Regions from separate parts of the Homo sapiens genome. Here region 2 is linked to region 1. A link is a loop called in an ENCODE intact Hi-C map of the cell type or tissue named here. Cell type or tissue: endothelial cell of umbilical vein. All regions are shown on one strand. Links, peaks and the distances in the headings refer to the core of each region. The heading gives the core; the rest is flanking DNA. Region 1 has its middle 120 kb from the start of LINC02817. Region 2 overlaps HLX-AS1 (HLX antisense RNA 1).

Region 1 (2,925 bases), core at 333-2,832:
AAGATGTTGTCTGCCAGCTGGCAGCCAGGGGTACCATATCTAAGTCTTCAATAGACCATTCTGTTTTTCCATAAGGTCATTTGCTTCTGGCTAGACCAGTAAATTCTATGGTAATTAGCCCATTGTCTTATTTCTTTCTCAGTAAAGTAAGTTCCTTACTCATAAAGGATCTACTTACAATTTTAATTTTATTATGGGTCAGCTTGTTTAAATTATTTCAAAAGTTTATTTGCATGACATTACCCTTATATTATGAGTCACCTTCAATTTTATTTCAAGAATTTGGAAAATAAATGTCAAGAAAATAATATGATTATAAAACATAAGAATGTAGAATGAGACTTCCATTGTGATGTTTACGAATTTGAGTTCTTAAACATGATGAAAGTGTTAGTAGAAGCACAGTAGAGCAGTGATGGTAAACTTATATATAGAATAGCTATCTATTCCAGTGAGGGTAATTTCTGCCCCTACCACGATGGAAGGGTTCAATATAATTGGCTTCTACCAGGTAGTTGATTGGAACTCTTTGATACAGTGTCATACTGGTTGTCAGACCTGGCTGCTACTCCTGATCAATTAGGAATTCAGCTGAGTCACTAGGCAGGTCACCATGATGAGAGAAAGTCCTTGTCATTAGGCTCCTGCATAGCCTTCATCCCTGCCACCATGGCTGCTCTGGAGTCCATTGGTCTAGCACCAGGGAAAGATTCTGATGGACATCTCTAGGAACAACAACAAAAAGTCATTTTTTCATCTTAATTATTTAAAGTTTTCCCCACAGTGGGAACCTTTGGGGGATCATGCAGATGAAGCACAAATATTCTCATACATTGGGTTCATTCTTCCCTAATCTTCCCCATCACCAATTCTCCAATATTATTCCTTCCAAGCCTCTGACTGTCTGGCCAAACCATTAGCCACTGTCCAGGAATTGGATCTAGATCATTGTCTTAGGCAATCTTTCCTGGATAATTAGATGTACCATTAAACATCTGTTCCCAGGAGAACTTAATATCCTCAATTGTGCTTTGGGACCACCCTTGAGTGTTGTTAATGCACTACAGCAATTTACAACCAAGAAAATTAACGGGCTCATTGCCATATGCTAGAGAGGAGAATCTGCCTAGCCACAGGGAGAACACTGAATCTCTCCAGGACCCAGCAGGGAGTGGGACTAGGATGGGGCCTGGGTGTTGCATGGGCCTGGGATTCCTATAACTGCATTTGAAGGAAGCCTGGACTGGCTACCAGTGTTGTGGCTCACATTCCCTTTGGTTCTGCTGTGCTCCACTGTCACTGGAAAACCCCATCAAGCTGCCAACACACTTGGGAGGTGTACCCACCACTCCTCATCCCAGGTCTACCCTCCAATACAAACAGAGGTTGTCAAAATACATCCTGCCTCTGTGGTGGGCAGAAATCTGGAGAAATTCAGAGGAAAATAATGCTTTGGAAATGGTTTTATTTCTGAGAACTTTAATTTCCAAAACTCCCCCCAGTAACCACATTTTCTTGGAGTTCAAGATCAGAGATAGACTACCCTGGTGGCCTTTTAACCTGAATTAACCCACTAGCCCAGTTGGTGCCCCCACCTTGTTTAACTCTGTGATGTAGCTTATAAAAAGATGTGGCCTCCAGTCTGTCAAATACTGCACATTCCACAGTTCTTGCACAGGCCACTTCCTTCCCTATGGAGTCACTGCCTGACTTTTCCAAAGCTGATATTAATATCACAGACCATTATAATATAGTTATTTTCATGGAAGGCAGGGAGGAAGTCACGTGGCATTAATTGGTCCCACGGGGTCCTGAAAGTCTCCATTTAGCATGTTGTTTTTACTCACATAAGGAGCAATGAAGTGGAAACAGTGAGGAAGTCACTGTGATTGTATTAAATGAGTATTTTTTTCTAGAACTTGTTTGCTTAATGAGTCATTATTTCTTTTTTAATTGTATGAACACAGGTAGGTGCTAGGTCAAAGGTACACGTGCATCTTCTTAAATGCACACACACAGACACACACAAACACGTATCTCTAGGCCACTGTGAGTTTGCCTTATTTTAACCTCTATTGTGATGTCAATTTATTGAAGGGCTGGGGCACAGAGAAGCTAACGAAGGTTCTATGAGTTTTGTAGTTTAGGAAAAAGGTATCAAAAGCTCCCGGTTATAAAAAGATATAGATGGCATCCTCTTCAAATTACTAAACCAAGTGAGTTTTGTATCAAAATGTTGATATCACCACAATTCACTACTTCGTGTTTGCTTCATAAATTTTACTTTTAAAAAGCTCATCACATACATCATTTTTGACCTTGATAATGGGCCTTTGAGGTAGGCTGGGTCCGAATTATTATTCTATTTCTCAAACTAAGAATTGATGTCAGAGAGGTGCATTTACTTTTTAATGATCATGTGACTAATAAGTGGTGGTCTGAAAAACCCAAGGGGACCCAAGAAATGAAGGTGTGACTCCCAAGAGAACTTGCCATGGCATAGAGGACTTCATAAGGTGTATAAGTGGACATAGCAAATCTTAGTGAGCCTGGGCTGCTATAAAGTTCTGCAAGCCCTCTTCCCCCACCCCCTCCCAACCCCCCCAGGTAACTGCATGCACTAACTCTGTGTTCTTAGGAATGTCTTCACCAACGGTAGTGATGAAATTCTATTTTCCCATCAACAATTCACATGAAAATGGACATGAAAGCAGGTTGATGATGAGAAGCCTTCTTGAAACATTTTCCATTTGAAGGTGCTGACATTAGGATACTTCTTAGGTTTCTTTGGCATAAAAAATAATTCTTTTGACAAAGACATGCCAGAAAAAACAACTACTAAATATTCTTCAAAGTGGTAGGGGTCATGGAAAGTAAATTCTACTTCTCTTGAAGATTCTGAAATAAGAAAAATAAGATTCTGAT
Region 2 (2,925 bases), core at 305-2,804, 370 kb after region 1:
GCTATTACTATATAATACCTTCTTTTTGTGTAGTCTTATTTTTTATGCATCATTAGGTTCTCCTTATATTTCTATCAGTTTTGTATATTTCGAAGTTGTTAGATTCATGAAGTTAAGTGACTTCTTAGTTAACTGTCCTTTTTTTTTTTTTTTGAGATGGAGTTTCACTCGTGTTGCCCAGGCTGTAGTTCAGTGGTGCCATCTCAGCTCACTGCAACCTCCGCCTCCCAAGTTCAAGTGATTCTCCTGCCATGGCCTCCTGAGTAGCTGGGATTACAGGTGCCCACCATGCCTGGCTAATTTTTGTTTTTTTAGTAGAGACAGGGTTTCACCATGTTGGCCAGGCTAGTCTTGAACTCCTGACCTCGTGATCCTCCTGCCTCAGCCTCCCAAAGTGCTGGAACTACAGGCGTGAGCCAGCACATCCAGCCATGAAGTATACTTTTAATCAATATAAATATGTCTCATTTTTCCTTTTATGCATTTGGCCTTAAATTCCATTTTATTTTATATTGATACTCTAAAATTAGCTTATTTAAACTTAATTTTAAATTTTTGAATAGTGTTATATTCACAGAGTTCAACCTTGAAAATGTACAAAAGCATATCTAAAGAAGTAGGCTCTTCACTCTGGTATCCCCCAGACACAGAATTTCCCTCCCAAGACACAGTGTTATCTGTATGTTGAATATATATCTGGATTGGGGTTTGGGCAGGGAAAGCAGGCATGTGCTTGAGCCACCATCTTGATTCAGACTGTGAATATTATTCCAGTGGTGTGAATATAGCTAGAATACGTTCTCTTGCATCAGCCTAGAGTTGCAAATTCACATGTTGGGCCCAAGGAGAATGTCCCATGGTCTATCTTAGGCCCTGTAGTCTAGGGAAGCCATTCTGTATTCCAGAACCCACGCCATTTTCTAGCTTGTTGGTGGGGAAGGGAAGTAGGAAGGTGGTAGTGGGTGCAGAATCAGGGAGGTGTTGACATGGATTTGGGCCTTGAAATTACCCATTTTGGAGAAATTTATTTCTTGAAATACCCACTCATGAGAGACTCTCTGATGTTTCAAGACTATTAGGCTCAATGAATAATCAACCAATCAACACTTTTGACTGATACTTATTGTCTTGATGTGGATAATCGTTATAGACACAAGCCAGTTCCTACTCTTCAGAAGCTTAAAATTTAGAGGAGGTTAAAAATATTCAGAAAACAAGTAATAACATGAGGAAACTTAAAACCAAATGTATGCCTCAGGATGATCCTGTTGGTCTTAGAATAGTGGTAAATTCACAGAACTCCTATATACATATGTGAGATATATATATATATACACATATACATACATATATCTCCTTAAATGGAGCATTATTTCCTGCTGGCTTTTCTTCGCACAGAGCATTTGAAACACAGCCCCATGATGTTAATGGGAATCACACCCAAAGTTTGATTTATATTAGCAGACCATGGACAGTTGTACCACAGATGAAGAATTAACTCCTCTCTTTCATTTATCATTTTCTTATTTTTTCCCCATTCTTGATCTTATTCAGTCTTCTTTTTATCTCTCTCCCCATCCCTTTTCTTTCTTTCTTCACTATCCTTCTCCCACTACTTCTGATGAAGTATTCTCAACAAGCATTCTGAACAATCCCTCCTCTGTGGGCCTCCCTCCTGAGAAATTAGGTGGCTGTGTCAATGCCTCTGATGCCTATTTTTACACTCGTGTTTGTCCGGAGTCTGACGTGGTTTATCACAGTCTCTCCAAAGGCCTATTGTTCAGCACTTCAAGAAGAATGTTGTTATATTGACTGTTAGTGCGTCAGCCCGGCTCTCTCTGGAGGAGCTCTTGGATGAAATTAGATAATTTCCATTAGGAGACCGTGCATTATTAGTCCCCAGTGCCAAACTGGAGAATGAGCCAAGATGACTATTTCTGGCCAGGTTCACCTCAGGAAGGAACCTTCTTGGCTTTAATGGGATTTTGCTATTGTTGGTTGCCTTCTGTTTGACACCAGGCCAGCCCAGGGTTGAAAATTGTTTAGAAAGCTGCATGAAATATAATAGAGCCCCAGCCATTTGCTGAGGCACATTCCTGCACAATGTTTATTTTGAAGAAGGGAAAAAAATATATTGTCCTTGGCAGACAACAATTAAAAAAAAAAAAAAGAAAGAAAGAAAGCAGTAACTTGAATCTCTGACCATATGCTTCTTGTTGCCAGTTGTGTTTAAAAACTCCCTGCTGGTATCAGAGAATTTCACGCTAAAGTGATAAATCTTTTGTAATATTTATAAGCATCTTCATTACAGACCCAGCAAGATATGTGAAGTCATCAGGACTTTCAAGTTTGAGGCGGTCTTAAATGGGTGGATGATGAGGAGGGGAGGACTGAAAGAATATTCCAGGCTCACAGTGGTCCCAGTCTGGGCCCCAGATGTCAGTCCACAAAAATCCCTCTGCCCTTCTCTCTGGTAAAAAACCTTTCTCATCCAATTCTAGGAGCTGAGCCTTTGTGAGCTGGTTGTGTTCTGAGCAGAGTTAATCAATAAAGCGGTGGAAGATGGTAGAAATAAAACTCCTATTCAGTCTTAACGACATTCTAAGGATCAGATTTTGATCAGAGTTGTGGTGGGAGTTTTGGGGCTTTTTGATTCAATAAAAATGGCTCATCATCAGAGTTGACTACAGGGCAAAAGTTGTCTCTATTTTGGCACTGCTATGGCAAGAAATGTCTAGGAATATTGAAATATTGGACACTTTTGAATGAAACTGAAAACTGCTTTCCCTAAATTGCTTTCTTACAAATGTGCTTAGTGTTGCAGGCTTAGCCTTCTTTTATTCTCCAGTCCCTTTGGGGCTAAGTGTGCAAGCAAGAAAATGGTAAACACAACAAGACAAAACAAAACCTAATGTGGGGTCTCAA

Evidence for each region. Hi-C counts contacts between places; a loop is a spot of excess contacts. Peaks named below come from ENCODE experiments on the same cell type or tissue, not always from the same donor. Only the 100,000 strongest peaks of a DNase experiment are listed, where the experiment ranks them.
Region 2: it touches region 1 in a loop (6-fold over the local background); 1 of 110 quality-filtered maps calls a loop at or near these places.

What each region holds. Positions count from the first base shown.
Region 1 is chr1:221,216,097-221,219,021 of GRCh38, reverse strand. No RefSeq gene overlaps it. Among named protein-coding and RNA genes, the nearest start is that of LINC02817, 120 kb to the left of the region's middle. In endothelial cell of umbilical vein, for the core only: no CTCF peak of the experiment used is centred there; a DNase peak (open chromatin) is centred at 1,791; H3K27ac peaks cover 462 bases.
Region 2 is chr1:220,842,780-220,845,704 of GRCh38, reverse strand. The region is part of intron 1 of HLX-AS1 (HLX antisense RNA 1); the gene reads left to right. Among named protein-coding and RNA genes, the nearest start is that of LINC01352, 15 kb to the right of the region's middle. In endothelial cell of umbilical vein, for the core only: no CTCF peak of the experiment used is centred there; a DNase peak (open chromatin) is centred at 1,844; H3K27ac peaks cover 883 bases.